Regions from separate parts of the Homo sapiens genome. Here region 2 is linked to region 1. Evidence: chromatin contacts called from ENCODE Hi-C or POLR2A ChIA-PET data. All regions are on one chromosome and are shown on one strand. The core of a region is the stretch at or near the end of the contact, and the rest is flanking DNA. Distances in the headings are between cores, read along the strand shown. Region 1 holds the start of ANKLE2 (ankyrin repeat and LEM domain containing 2). Region 2 overlaps LOC112268102 (a long non-coding RNA gene).

Region 1 (6,704 bases), core at 1,431-3,930:
GTGCCTTCCCTCTCCGCTAATCCACAGCGTCCACCTGCCCGAGAACAGCTCTCCCAGTCCCACCTTCCGTCCCGCTCTGAGGTGAGCGGGGAGAGAAAAGACAGGAATGCGCATTGTGGGCGCTTGGGCTCCGTGGCCGCGTCCATCACCGTCCGTCCACTCTCCGCTGCCTTTGCTTAGTCATGTGGTCGCTGGATGTGTTCAGGAGACGGCAGCGTCTCCACAGCCCACTGAGAGCTTCTGTAACTAAGAAAAAGCTCTTAATAACTTAATGGAGAGTGGACGCTGGGTGTCAACAGCTGACTACAGCTGACCATTTAACAAATCGGCTCTAAAGCCCTTCATGTATGGAGGCTCCGTAACGAGGACTTACATAATTACCTTTTTATGTATGTATGTACGTACTTGTTTATTTATTTATTTTTGAGACAGGGTCTCTCTCTCCCAGGCTGGAGGGCAATGGCGCAATCTTCGCTCACTGCAGCCTTGACCTCCCAGGCTCAAGTAATCCTCCCTCCTCAAGGCGTGTGCCACCACGTTCAGCTAATTTTTTAAATTTTTAGCACAGACAGCGTCTCGCCATATTGCTCAGGCTGGTCTCCACCTCCTGGGCTCAAGCGATCCTCCTGTCTCGACCTCCCAAAGTGCTGGGATTACAGGTGTGAGCCACCGTGCCCAGCCTTCTTGGGCCTCTTCTAAGGGAAGTATATAAGGCTCTGTCCCATGACCTATCACCTCCCACAAGCCCCACATCCTAATACCATCACCTTGGGGGTTAGGGTTTCTTTTTTTTTTTGAGACAGAGTCTCGCTCTGTCACCCAGGCTGGAGTGCAGTGGCGCGATCTTGGCTCACTGCAAGCTCCGCCTCCCGGGTTCACACCATTCTCTTGCCTCAGCCTCCCGAGTAGCTGGGACTACAGGTGCCTTCCAGCATGCCCGGCTAATTTTTTGTATTTTTTAGTAGAGACTGGGTTTCACCGTGTTAGCCAGGATGGTCTCGATCTCCTGACCTCGTGATCTGCCCGCCTCGGCCTCCCAAAGTGCTGGGATTACAGGCGTGAGCCACCACGCCCGGCCAAGGGGGGTTAGGGTTTCAACATACGAACGCTGGGGACAGACACTCAGAATACAGCAGAGGTGTACGTTTAACTTTGAAAGAAACTGCCTCACTATTTTCCAAGGTGGTTAACTCAGTGTTTGCTCTTGCCAGCAAAATTTGATATTGCCAATTTTTAAATTTTAGCCATTCTGGTGGATTTCAAGCAGCATCTCATCGTGGTTTGAATTTCCATTTCATCCATCTTCAAAATTACTGACCCTTTCTTCTGTAGTGCCCAACCAACCATTAGTACCATCCAATGATATTTTTTAAGAGATGGGGTCTTGCTATGTTGGTCAGGCTGGCGTGCAGTGGCTATTCACAGGCGAGATCACGCTCATGGCAGCCTCGAACTCCCGGACTGAAACTACCATCACCCCTCACGCTCCAGAGTTGCTGAGACTACAGACCTGAGCCACCTCGCTCAGATCAATTATGTTTTTAACCAAGGATATCAATTATATTTTTCAGGTCTTTCATTTTCATTTAATAATATCTAAATTAGGCGGGGCGCGGTGGCTCACGCCTGTAATCCCAGCACTTTGGGAGGCCGAGGCTGGTGGATCACTTGACATCAAGAATTCGAGACCAGTCTGGCCAACATGAGGAAACCCCGTCTCTACTAAACATGCAAAAATTAGCCAGGCGTGGTGGTGGGCACCTGTAATCCCAGCTACTTGGGAGGCTGAGGCAGGAGAATCGCTTGAGCCCAGGAGGCGGAGGCTGCAGTGAGCCGAGATCGCGCCACTGCACTTCAGCCTGGGCGACAGAGCAAGACACCGCATCAAAAAATAAATAAAACATCTAAATTACATACAGTAAAATCCTCCTTCCCTTTTTCGAGACAGGGTCTCACTATTAGGTTGGTGCAAAAGTAATTGCGGCTTTTACCATGACTTTCAAAATATTTGCCCGGGCTGGTCTCGAGCTCCCGGGCCGTGGGGATCCTCCCGCCTCGCCTCCCAAGGCGCTGGGACTCCGGACGCAGCCGCCGCGCCCGGCAAAATCCGCGCTTTCAACTGCGCGTCAGGGCCCCTTGGTGAAGGAGCGGGAAGCTCCGCCGGTCTCCATAGCGCCGGCGGCCTGTTCTGCGGGTTCGCGGGGGAGTGAGAGGCGCTTCCTCACTCCTGCTCCAGGACGGGACGACGGCCGCAAACAGTACTCGGGCTCGGAGCACACGAACCCGGAGGCCGCTTCGTTCTCGGAGACGCACAGCGCCCCACGGACGCCAGGCCGGGGCCGGGAGGCGCGAAGAAGCGCCGCCCCGCGCCCGGCCCCGCCCTGGTGGCCTCCCCGGGCCCCAGCCCCGGCCCCCGCCAGCACATTGCGCTCCCCGCGCCTCGCCGGTCCCAGGACCCCGCGTCGGGCTGCCCGCGCCCCGCCTGCCGCGCCCGCCCGTCCGCTCGCCCGTTCCCGCCCGCTTGGGTCCCAGGGCCGGGGCCGCGCCCTCGCCGGGCCTCCGCGAGCGGGGCCGCCGTCCGTGTCCCCCGCGCCGCCCCGGCCGCCTCGAGCGCGGCGCCGTCAGGCAGGGCGCGGGCAGCCCGGCGCGGGGTCCTGGGACGGGCGCGGCGCGGGGCGCGGGCTTCTCGGCGGCTGCGGCCCGGGCGGCGGCGATGCTGTGGCCGCGGCTGGCGGCGGCCGAGTGGGCGGCGCTGGCCTGGGAGCTGCTGGGCGCCTCGGTGCTGCTGATCGCTGTGCGGTGGCTGGTGCGGCGGCTGGGCCCGCGGCCGGGAGGTCTGGGCCGCAGCGGGACCCCAGTTCCTCCGCCAAGCGCGGCCGCCGCCCCCGCCTCAGGTAAGGCCCAGGCGGTCGCTGGGTCCCCGCACCCTGGCCCCTTCCCCGCCCCGACGCCCTCCTCGGGCCTGGGGTCCCGGCCGCGCCCCTGGAGCCGGCAGCAGTTGGGCGAGGCGGCCGGGGAAACCAGGGCCGGTCGGGAAAGGCCATTCCGGCCGCGGAAAGGGCAGTTGCGGGGACTTGGCTTCCCGGGCCGGGGGCGGAGGGGCCACGCCGGGTTCGGGGGTGAGAGCTTTCCCGGGCCCTGGAGCAGCCTCCGGGGAAGGCGGCGGGGGCCCGGCGAGGCGTTAGCGGAGACTCTTGCTGCGGTCTCTCGAGACCTGGGGAGGGATGGCCCAAAGGAGGGCGGCGCGGGGAGGAAACCCCTGGGTCCCGGATGTGTTTGGAACGTGAAGCCATTGCGGTTACTGGTCATGGAACATAAGGCAGAGACGGAAAAGGCAAATGTAACTCAGGGGTTTGGGGCCAGAGGAAGAGGGAGAAGGTGGCCATTTATTGCTTTGCGGTAGACTGTCGGGTCTGGGTGATGTGGAGATCAGAGGTGGGTTTTGGTCGTTTTAAGTTTGAGGTAACTGATACAGTGAACTGTGTATTTCAGCTCCATCCCCTTTTCCTGGCATACAACTCTTGAAATCCCGGGAACCTCCAAAGTGATGTCTTTTGTAGGCTGAGTGGACTGGTGGCCGGCAGCCCCTAGGGAGCTTCTGGATGGGGCTGGTCGCAGGAAAGACCAAGGCAGGGTTAGAGGTTCTGGGGACTTTCAGCCCCACCCCCAACCTCTGGGGAGGAGAGAGGGGTGAAGGTTGCGTTGATCACCAGTGGCTGATGAATCACGCCTGTGAAATGAAGTTCCTGTAAAAACCCAAAAGGGCTGGGTTCAGGGAGCTTCCAGATAGTACGTGGGGGTTCCTGGAGGCGGTGCCCAGAGAGGCCCTGAATTTCCAAGCGCTTCCCCCCGGTTTTACGTCACGCATCTCTTCACCTGTATTCTTTGTAATCCTTTATACTCTGCTGGTAAGTGTAAGTAAAACATGTCTGTGAGTTCGGGAGCCACTCTAGCAAATTACCGCAACCTGAGGAGGTCACCGGGTTACGCCCCGTCGGTCCCAAGCGCAGGTCAAACAACCTGGGCACTGGAAGTGGGGGGCAGTCTTGCGGGGCTGAGCCGTTAACCTGTGGGGGTCTGCTGGTATCTCCAGGAAGACGCTGTCAGAATAGATGACTGAATTAGGATGACAGACGACACCCAGCCTGTGTCCACTGCAGAACTGACGACCTGCGTGATTTGTGGGGAGAAAATCCCCACATACCTGGTGTCCGAAGCATGTTGCAAGACTAGTGGGAGAAACTGAGTTTGTTTTTACTCTAAATTGTCAGACTGTTAGTCACTGCGGAGAGGTGCTTTCTGATGATTGAGTGGGGATTCCTGTCCAATTGTGTGAGTTTGTGTCTCGGCCCTACCACTTTTTTTTTTTTTTTTTTTTGAAATGTAGTCTCGCCCTGTGGCCCAGGCTGGAGTGCAGTGGCGCGATCTCGGCTCACTGCAAGCTCCGCCTCCCGGGTTCAAGCGATTCTCCTGCATCAGCCTCCCGAGTAGCTGGGATTACAGGCGCCTGCCACCACGCCCGGCTAATTTTTGTATTTTTAATAGAGACGGGGTTTCACCATGTTGGCCAGGATGGTCTCGAATTCCTGACCTCAGGTGATCCACCTGCCTCAGCTTCCCAAAATGCTGGGATTACAGGTGTGAGCCATCGCACCGGGCCCTACCACTTATTGCTGTGGGCTTAACCTGTTTTCAGCCTGCTCTTTTAGGAATGGGGATGATAGTGATACCTGGTTAGGCTTTTTTGGGAGTTGGGTAAGTGCAGCACTTGGTATGTGTTAAGCACCTCTGAGTGCTGTTACTGTCACCAGCGGCATCATCCAGGCAGAGCTGCGGACAAGGTGGCGGCGGGTGAGGGTGGTGTTTTGAGAATGGCTGAAATAAAAAAATACTGATTTATTTTATATAAAAATATGTTTTTATATATGATGTATAATATACGTATATCATGGCATATGATACGTGTATATCATATAGCACATATAGTATACATATATATAGTCAGCAGAGATTTAGAGAAACTGGGCCTCGTGCATTGCAGGTGGGGACGGTAAGTGGTGCAGCTACTCTGGGAATCAGCCTGGCAGGTTTTTAGGAAGTTAAACCTGCCCTGCATTCCTGAGCTTTTATTAGACAAATGAAAACTATTTTCACACAAAAACCCATATTTAATGTTCATAGCAACTTTATTTGTAATTACCAGAAACTGAAATAACTCAAATGGTTAAACTTGCACACTGATACCCCGGGGTGCCACTCCGCAGCGATCCTCTCTGCCACGTGGGTGCCCCGGGGTGCCACTCTGCATGATCCACTCTGCCACGTGGGTGCCCCGGGGTGCCACTCCGCAGCGATCCTCTCTGCCACGTGGGTGCCCCGGGGTGCCACTCTGCGTGATCCACTCTGCCACGTGGGTGCCCCGGGGTGCCACTCCGCAGCGATCCTCTCTGCCACGTGGGTGCCCCGGGGTGCCACTCCGCAGCGATCCACTCTGCCACGTGGGTGCCCCGGGGTGCCACTCCGCAGCGATCCTCTCTGCCACGTGGGTGCCCCGGGGTGCCACACTGCGTGATCCACTCTGCCACGTGGGTGCCCCGGGGTGCCACTCCGCAGCGATCCACTCTGCCACGTGGGTGGATCTCAAGGGCATTATGCTGAATAGGAAAAGCCAGTCTCAAAAGTTGTGTACTTGGCCGGTTGCGGTGGCTCATGCCTGTAATCCCAGCACTTTGGGAGGCCGAGGCAGGTGGATCACAAGGTCAGGAGTTCAAGATCAGCCTGGCCAACATGGTGAGGCAGTCTCCACTAAAAATACAAAAAAATAGCGGGGCGTGGTGGCAGGTACCTGTAATCCCAGCTACTCGGGAGGCTGAGGCAGCAGAATTGCTTGAACCCAGGAGGTGGAGGTTGCGGTGAGCAGAGATCGTGCCACTGCACTCCAGCCTGGGCGACAGAGCAAGACTCCATCTCAAAAAAAAAAAAATTGTTAATGGAACATTATAACCCAGTGTTCAGACCTAGCTGTTTCTCACATCTTTACCCATCGATCTGTCAAAGACCTTGTGATCATACTGATACTTCCAATTTCAATGCGACGTCCGCGGGTTTATTCTTTTTTTTTTAGGTGGAGTCTCACTCTGTTGTCCAGGCTGGAGACTCACTGCAACCTCTGCCTGCCCAGTTCAAGCGATTCTCCCACCTAGCCTGCTGAGTAGCTGGGATGACAGGTGCATGCCACCATGCCTGGCTAATTTTTGTGTTTTTAGTAGACACCTGGTTTCATCATGTTGGCCAGGCTGGTCTCAAACACCTGACCTCAAATGATCCATGCACCTTGGCCTCCCAAAGTGCTGGGATTACCAGCATGAGCCACCGTGTCCGGCTCCCTGGCTTTATTCTAATGCAAGAGTCAGTAAACTGTGGTCCAAACTGGCCCCCACCTATTTTCCTTAGTAAAGTTTTATTGGAATACAACCATACCCTTTTGTTTATGTATATCTGTGGCTGTTCTTTTTTTTTTTTTTTTTGGAGACGGGGTCTTGCTCTGTTGCCCAGGTTGGAGTGCAGTGGCACAAACAGGGCTCACTGCATCCTCAAACTCTTAGGCTTAATTTATCCTCCTTCCTCAGCCCCCCAAGTAGTTGGAACCACAGGTGCACGTCACCACACTCAGCTAATTTTTTTTTTTTGAGACGGAGTCTCGC
Region 2 (6,704 bases), core at 2,366-4,865, 310 kb after region 1:
ATGTCTCCGTGAGGTGATGGTAGAATGAGGAGGTGCGGGGAGATCCTGGCATATTGGGGTGCAGGGAGGGGCACACAAGCCAAGGAGCAGCCAACGCCAGGCCTGAGGATGGAGGGCTGCAGCGTGTGAGGCCCCTCCGGGAGGTGTGGTGGCTGGGGGGCAGTGTGATGGGGCCAGCGGGGGCAAAGTGGCAAAGGCTGCCCCATCAGGATGTTGGCTTGCTCTGTGGGGGACGGCGCACTGGGTTGAAGAGTGTCCCCGAAATTCACCAGGATGAACTCAGAACGTGGCCTCGTTTGGATGGGATTAATGAAGGGGAGGTCAGTGAGGGGTCTGTCCGCAGGGCCGCAGGGTCCAAGCACACCTGCTCCTGGGAGTTGCTTTCAAAGCTGGGCCAGAGGAACAGGTGGCAGTTCAAAGGTGCCAGAGAGTAACCAAGGCAGCTGGGACTTGAGGGGTGACGGCCCCAAGGAGGAGGAGGAGACCTCATTTCCCTGAGGCAGCCTCAGGTTTCCTGGCAGTCAGAGCTGGGAGGGAAGAACTTGCATCAGGCTTTCTGTTGATGCCCTTGAATGCCGCAGCCTGGGAGTGAGGGGGACCAGAGGAGAGCAGCCTCATGCAGACCGGCGGCCTCCAGTTCCCGCCCTCGTGGAGACTGGCGGCCTCCAGTGGTCCCGGCCCTGATGGGGTCATGGCAGTCGACCCCTAACCCTAACTACCATCCTAAAGAAAAGCAACTCATCTCCAGAGGAAGACAACATCACCCAAGCCCACTGTAAATGTGTATTCACAACGCCAAGCATTCAATCAAAAATATCCAGGCATGGGGGTGACAGGACCAGGTAATAAGGCCAGCAGCAGCAGCAGAGGAAAGTCAATAGAAACAGACGCAGCAGCGACGGGAGTTTAAAACAGCAGCATCGGTGTATTCAAGACAATATGTAAGAGGGAGAATTTCATCAGAGAATTGGAAATCGTGACAAAAGAATCATGGACATTTTAAGACTGAAACACGCCGTAGGTGGAGTTCAAACCCCCGAGAGGGTTTGACGGCCCCTCTGGCCTGTTGTTCCTCTTCCCTGAGTATGTGTGTATCTGTGTGCGTTTCTGCCTCCCTCTTCACGGTCATCCCCTCTCTGTGTGTATCTGTCTCTCCTCTCTTATGACACCAGTCATTGGATTTAGGGCCCACCCCAATCCAAGATGACCTCATCCTCACTTCACATCACACCTGCAGAGGCCACGTTCCGAGGTTTCAGTGGATGCGAATTTGGGGAAACACCACTGGATCCCGTGCAAATGCCCTCCCCTCTAGCTGGGCTGTGGCCACACCACGCCAGCCTCATGGCCTCCTCCTCATCTCTGCCTTGACCGATGCGGGCCGGGAACCCTCCTCAGAGCGCAGACCCCGTCCTCTGTGGGCCACAGGCTGTGCACTCAGGGGCTGCCCTCCCACTGCAGCCAGGGTGGGCTGGCCCCTCCACCTGGGAATCCAAATTAGGAGTAATGAGGGGGATGTGGCTGAAGTGTGGCAGGATTTAGGGCACAGAACCCGGGGAAATCACTAAAACCGTCCCCAGCGTGGACGGCGGGGAAGAGACAGGTCCGGCAGCGTGAGATGGAAGAGTCGCGCAGCAAGACCCCTGTTCGGGAGAATGGATGCCCCCGCCCGCCCTCCGCCCTCTGCCTTCCAACCTCCACCCCCGACCCTCCGCCTTCCTGTGGCTGCTCCTCACTGGCCCAGCCCAAGAGGACGTCAGAGGGTGAGGGGCCATCCCAGACCACCCTGCAGGACTCGCGTGGCCTGATGAGCTGTGGGGGGGACTCTAAGCTCCCGCCCCTGCTTGGCGTCCTCCCCTCCCTCCCCGAAGCCTCCAGGGTCAGGGAACACCCGGCGGCCCTGCCAGCCCCTGCCCCGCCCTGGAGAGTCGCCGTCTGTGTCACCCGCGCCACAGAAAGGAAGTCAGCGCAGCCTGGGACAACCCCCCAGAGGGGTCACTGGCAGGTGTGGGCCCTCCAGATGCCTCGCGGGCCAGTGACAGCAGGAGGGGAGACTGGGAGGACACCCCAGCCGCACAGAGGGTGCCCTGGCCCCTCCTGGATGCCCTGAGCTGGTCGGGGTCTCAGAACCTGCTCTTCCTCGGCCCCCCAGGGCTGGAGCAGGGGGCTCAGCTGGGCTCGATCATGGGAGTTTCCCCTCTGGCCTGCACTGGAAAACCCAGCACAGCCAGGAAGAGATGGGCCCCTCCCTGCAGAAGCCGGGCGGGCGTGCTGGGCTCCGCGTGGGCAGCTCCCCAAACGGGCCTTGGGGGCCTCCCTGAGGGGATTCAAGGCTGTGTAGCTCCTGGGGGGCTGCCATGGGGCCAGCAGAGGAGGAGGGGAGGGAGGGAGTGGCCACACCTGCGCTGATGCTGCCTGGCCCTCCCTGTCGGACCATGACCCTCATCAAGGAGGGGTCCAGCCTCAGGGACTGAGATGGCTGAGCCCCTACATCAGCCCAGGGACCCTGGGAGAAGCCTCCCCCATTCAGATGGCCCTGCTTGGAAAATCAGCAGCTGCAGGCTAAGGCCGAGGGCTCCAAGGCACTTCATTAACCTCCTCTGGGGCTTCTCATTGCCTTTCCAGGAGGAGCAAAAGCAGCTGTGTTTGATTTTGGAGGATTTTACTGTGTGTGCGACTCTCCTGGACCGGCAGGCACCAGACCACCAGATGATTACGAGGTGATGGAGCCTCCCGGCCTGGGGAGCTGGGCCCTGCCGGCTCAGCTCACCCCGCAAGCAGGTCTGTGTGCCCTTGGTCACTCCAGGCCCACCCGGGGCCCCAGGCAGCTTGGGACGAGGACTCTGAGACATGTCTGGGAAGACTGCCTGTGCAAACTGGGGCCTCCCGCCTGCCTGGCGCGGCTCCGAGCACCCCCAGCGGGTTAACACTTCATTACCAAGGAAATCAATTTTCCTCCGCAGAGCTGCTGGCAGAAAAGCGCTTCTCCCTGGCAGCTTAGGAGGGCTTAGCCTGCAACTCCACCCTGAGCGTTCACTGCCCCCACCTCGAGCTGGTTGTTTCTGGGACCAAGGCTGGGGGAAAGGGACTTCGGGAGAGGTCGGGAGGAGCCGGGCCTGGGCCTTCCTGGGCTGTAAAGCTGCGAGATGGACAGGCAGGGACTGTGTGATGCAGGCAGGTATCCGGGAACGCCAGGGGATGCATTTACATGGCATTAGGTATTACAAATCATCCAGAGATGACTGAAAGTATTGGGAGAAGGTGGGTAGGCTCTATGCAAATACCAGGCCACTTTATACCAGGGCCTTGGGAACCTGCTGATTTCAGGATCCAAGGGCGGTCCTGAAACCAATCCCGAGGATATCGAGGGATGACTATACTGCAAGTGGATTAAACGCTTAAGTGTGAAAAGTGAAACTGTAAAAAAAAAAATTTAATTGAACATTTACTATGTACCAGACACAGTTCTAAGCACTTTCAAAGCAACAGTGAACACAGCACATGCTCTCTGCCCTCCTGGGGCCCCCGGAGGTTGGTGGGGAGATATGAGCCGCGGTCATCACAGGTAAACACATCACTCAAATAAGTCAAGGGGAAGTGGGGTGCCGGGAGGGGCAGGCTGCATTTACGCCTTACCTAAAATATGCTTGCCGCAGGGAAGGTGACATTTCAGCAGACTTGAAGGAACTAGAGATATCGATGGAGGTTTCATCCTGAAACCCGAAACTAGAATGCAAGAAAATATGTTTTGTTTATTTATGAAACTGGGTAGTGTTAATTACAACACTTCATTTTTAGAAAGAAACACAATGAATCTACAGCTGATTTTTGGAAGTTGCTTTTCAGACAAAAATGGTTGAATGCCACGACATAACAGCCTTTATTTGTGACTTTCAAAGCATGCTCCAAGCGGGGCAATTTTTGAAAGAAAAAAAAAAGGTAAGTTTATTGAATTTCCTAAGCACTTCTCTCTTTTTAAAAAAATAAATTTTTCAGCCAGGTGCGGTGGCTCACGCCTGTAATCCCAGCACTTTGGGAGACCGAGGCAGGCGGATCACCTGAGGTCAGGAGTTCGAAACCAGCCTGGCCAACATGGTGAAACCCCATCTCTACTAAAAATACGAAAATTAGCTGGGTGTGGTGGCATGTGCCTGTAATTCAAGCTACTCAGGAGGCTGAGACAGGAGAATCGCTTGAGCCTGGGAGGCAGAGGTTGCAGTGAGCCGAGATTGTGCCACTGCACTCCAGCATGGGCAACAGAGCAAGACTCCGTCTCAAAAAAAAAAAAAAAAGGGCGGGTGCAGTGGCTCACACCTGTAATCCCAGCACTTTGGGAGGCCGAGGCGGGCATATCACAAGGTCAGGAGATCGAGACCATCCTGGCTAACACAGTGAAACCCCGTGTCTACTAAAAATTAGAAAAAATTAGCCGGGCGTGGTGGCACGCGCCTGTAGTCCCAGCTACTCAGGAGGCTGAGGCAGGAGAATGGCTTGAACCCGGGAAGCGGAGCCTGCAGTGAGCCGAGATCGCACCACTGCACTCCAGCCTGGGTGACAGAGCGGGACTCCGTCTCAAAAGAATGAAATAGGGTCATCAGAGGGTGAGCTTATTTAGAAATAGGGCCGTGTCGCAGATGTGATGAGCAAAGATGAGGCCATCCTGGACTGGGGTCCTTCCACAAGGGGAGATTGCCAAGTTATCCTCAAGCCAAGGAACTTTTGGAAGCCGGAGGGAGGCTTGTGTAAGTCTCCCAGTTTGGGATGATTCAGTCTGTAGCTCGGGGCCAGTCCAGATTCATCAAGGGAGAAGCCAGCACAAGGGGCGGCCACCCTCTCACTCAGTGACCCTTAGCTCCACGTGAAAACACACTCAATCTCCAGAGACCTCGGCCTCTCATTCCGCTGCATCCTCAGGCCCAGGCTTGGAGTCCTTGATCATATCAGAACGAGGGCTGGGGAGGAGGCCCTCAGCGTCTCTCACCCACATCTCCATCTGAGGAACTGAACTAAGAAGCCTGGGATCACAGGCGTGCACTTCTCTGGGGCCCTAGACCCAATATGCGATGACAAGGCAGGGGCGGGACGAACACGCCGACACCCCCGTTCAAACAGCAGGGACAGGAGGAGCAGACACGGTTGGCAGAAACCTGAGCTCCAGCCAGGTCCACACCAGCAGCTTCTAGGTGAGCACCGCCTGCTCCTAGGAGCTGACTCTTTGTGACCCCAGGCTGTGTCTCCTGGGCTCTTGGCTGAGGTCAGAGTTAAGGTCCCTCTTCTGCAAGAGGTGGCCTGTGCTTGTGGCCGGGCAGCTTCTCAGCCTGCCTCCTGAGCATAAAGAGGCCTGTTTCCACACCGAGCCGCCTCTCTCTGACGGCACTTCCACAACAGAGCTCTCTGCAGAAACCCTGTGTGTCTCCTGCGGGCGTGACTGAGTTAACCCACACCTGCTCGCTGGGGCAAGCTCTTGTCTCCTTGGGCTGAGACCCAGGAGGCTGCGGAAGGGCGCCCTCGAGGTTCCCAGAGGCCTGACTGTATCGAGTCTAAAAGATAGCTTGTGAATCTTGCAAATCTCAATAAAGCTGCTTCAGCCACGCCTTTGAGGTCTTCACCCTTAGGCCAGAGGCCATTTCTCACTTTGAGAACCTGGTACTGGCTTAAAAGACTGTCCTGGGCCCTCTTGATTCCTCCAGATTCTGCAAACTCAACGGCTCCTCACGTGCCTGCCCCCCACCTCCCCGCCCCCAACTTCAGCCTCTGTCTAGACAGGTCCTCGCAGGGCCACGACCTTCCCCGCAGCCAGAGGTGGTGCCACCCCAGCGCTCCGCCTGCCCTCAGCGGGGGTCTCCTTCCCATCCTCCTCCCCAGCCTTCCCACCATCCCCCGTAGACTCCTGGAGGCCCCCAGGTTCTGCGTGACTCCAAAGGTGACAGCACATATTTGGGGTGCTAATCATGGTGGCACCCCATTTCCTGGCACCCACTTCTCACTCGTAAGATGGCTTCTCAGGATGGTGCCTCCCCAGACGCACGGACTCTGGGCCTGTGTAGCCAGTGGCATGAGCTGGAGGTGGCAGACTGTGACTCTGAGACGGCGTCTTAGTAGCCCTGGAACTCCTGCCTCAGCTTTGTGGGATTTGTCCTAGGGGAGGCCAGCTGCCTGCCAAGAAGCTTGATGACCCTGGCAGCCATGCTGTGAGGGGGTCCAAGCTGAGCGTGGAGAGGCTACTCAGAAAGAGATGCTGGACAGCTCCAGCCTGCATTTGCTGCAACCACACTGGAGACCCTAGGCAGGAAGCACCCAGCGCAGCCCAGTCAACTCCAGAGCCCTGAGCACTCACGGTAGATTGCTATTTAGGCCATCAAGCTCCGGGGAGGCTTATTTATTTATTTATTTATTTATTTTTGAGACGGAGTCTTGCTCTTGTTGCCCAGGCTGGAGTGCAATGGTGCAATCTCGGCTCATGGCAACCTCCACCTCCCGGGGAAGTTTATTACGTAGCAGGAGATAACTAAAAGAAAGTGCATTTTGTTACATTTTGTTGGCTGATGGGTACATTGTCAACAAAGCTGTGCCGGGATTGCAGCAGTTTGAGCAGGGAGGGTGTGGGGTGGGACCTACTGCATAAACAGAGATTTTATTAGTGGATAGTTCTCTGAATATAGCCTTGAAACTGTAACCACCCAACGGGTTCTTCTTGCCTGACA

What was found. Hi-C counts contacts between places; a loop is a spot of excess contacts on that map. ChIA-PET counts read pairs that join two places held with the same protein, here RNA polymerase II (POLR2A). Pooled maps may share reads with other maps.
Region 2: a loop to region 1 is called in a pooled map, with 6 times the contacts of the local background. The contact joins the enhancer-like site here to the promoter of ANKLE2 in region 1. A Hi-C loop is called at or near these places in 2 of 37 single-sample maps with no recorded cell type and 7 of 50 pooled maps. POLR2A ChIA-PET finds 5 or more read pairs at or near these places in 1 of 52 experiments (HEK293).

Annotation. Positions count from the first base shown.
Region 1 is chr12:132,757,808-132,764,511 of GRCh38, reverse strand. It overlaps ANKLE2 (ankyrin repeat and LEM domain containing 2), which reads left to right and starts at 2,680. Exons shown (of 13, transcript NM_015114.3): 1 at 2,680-2,894. The coding sequence starts at 2,714. RefSeq lists enhancers at 2,012-2,111, 2,466-3,334 and silencers at 2,262-2,551, 2,642-3,231.
Region 2 is chr12:132,446,667-132,453,370 of GRCh38, reverse strand. It overlaps LOC112268102 (a long non-coding RNA gene), which reads right to left. Exons shown (of 2, transcript XR_002957440.2): 2 at 6,365-6,704. Among named protein-coding and RNA genes, the nearest start is that of MUC8, 25 kb to the left of the region's middle. RefSeq lists enhancers at 1,967-2,276, 6,616-6,704 and silencers at 3,511-3,580, 3,611-3,660. Within about 2 kb of position 3,615, at least 3 of the 41 ENCODE cell types and tissues checked have a DNase peak (open chromatin) inside an H3K27ac peak, as active enhancers do.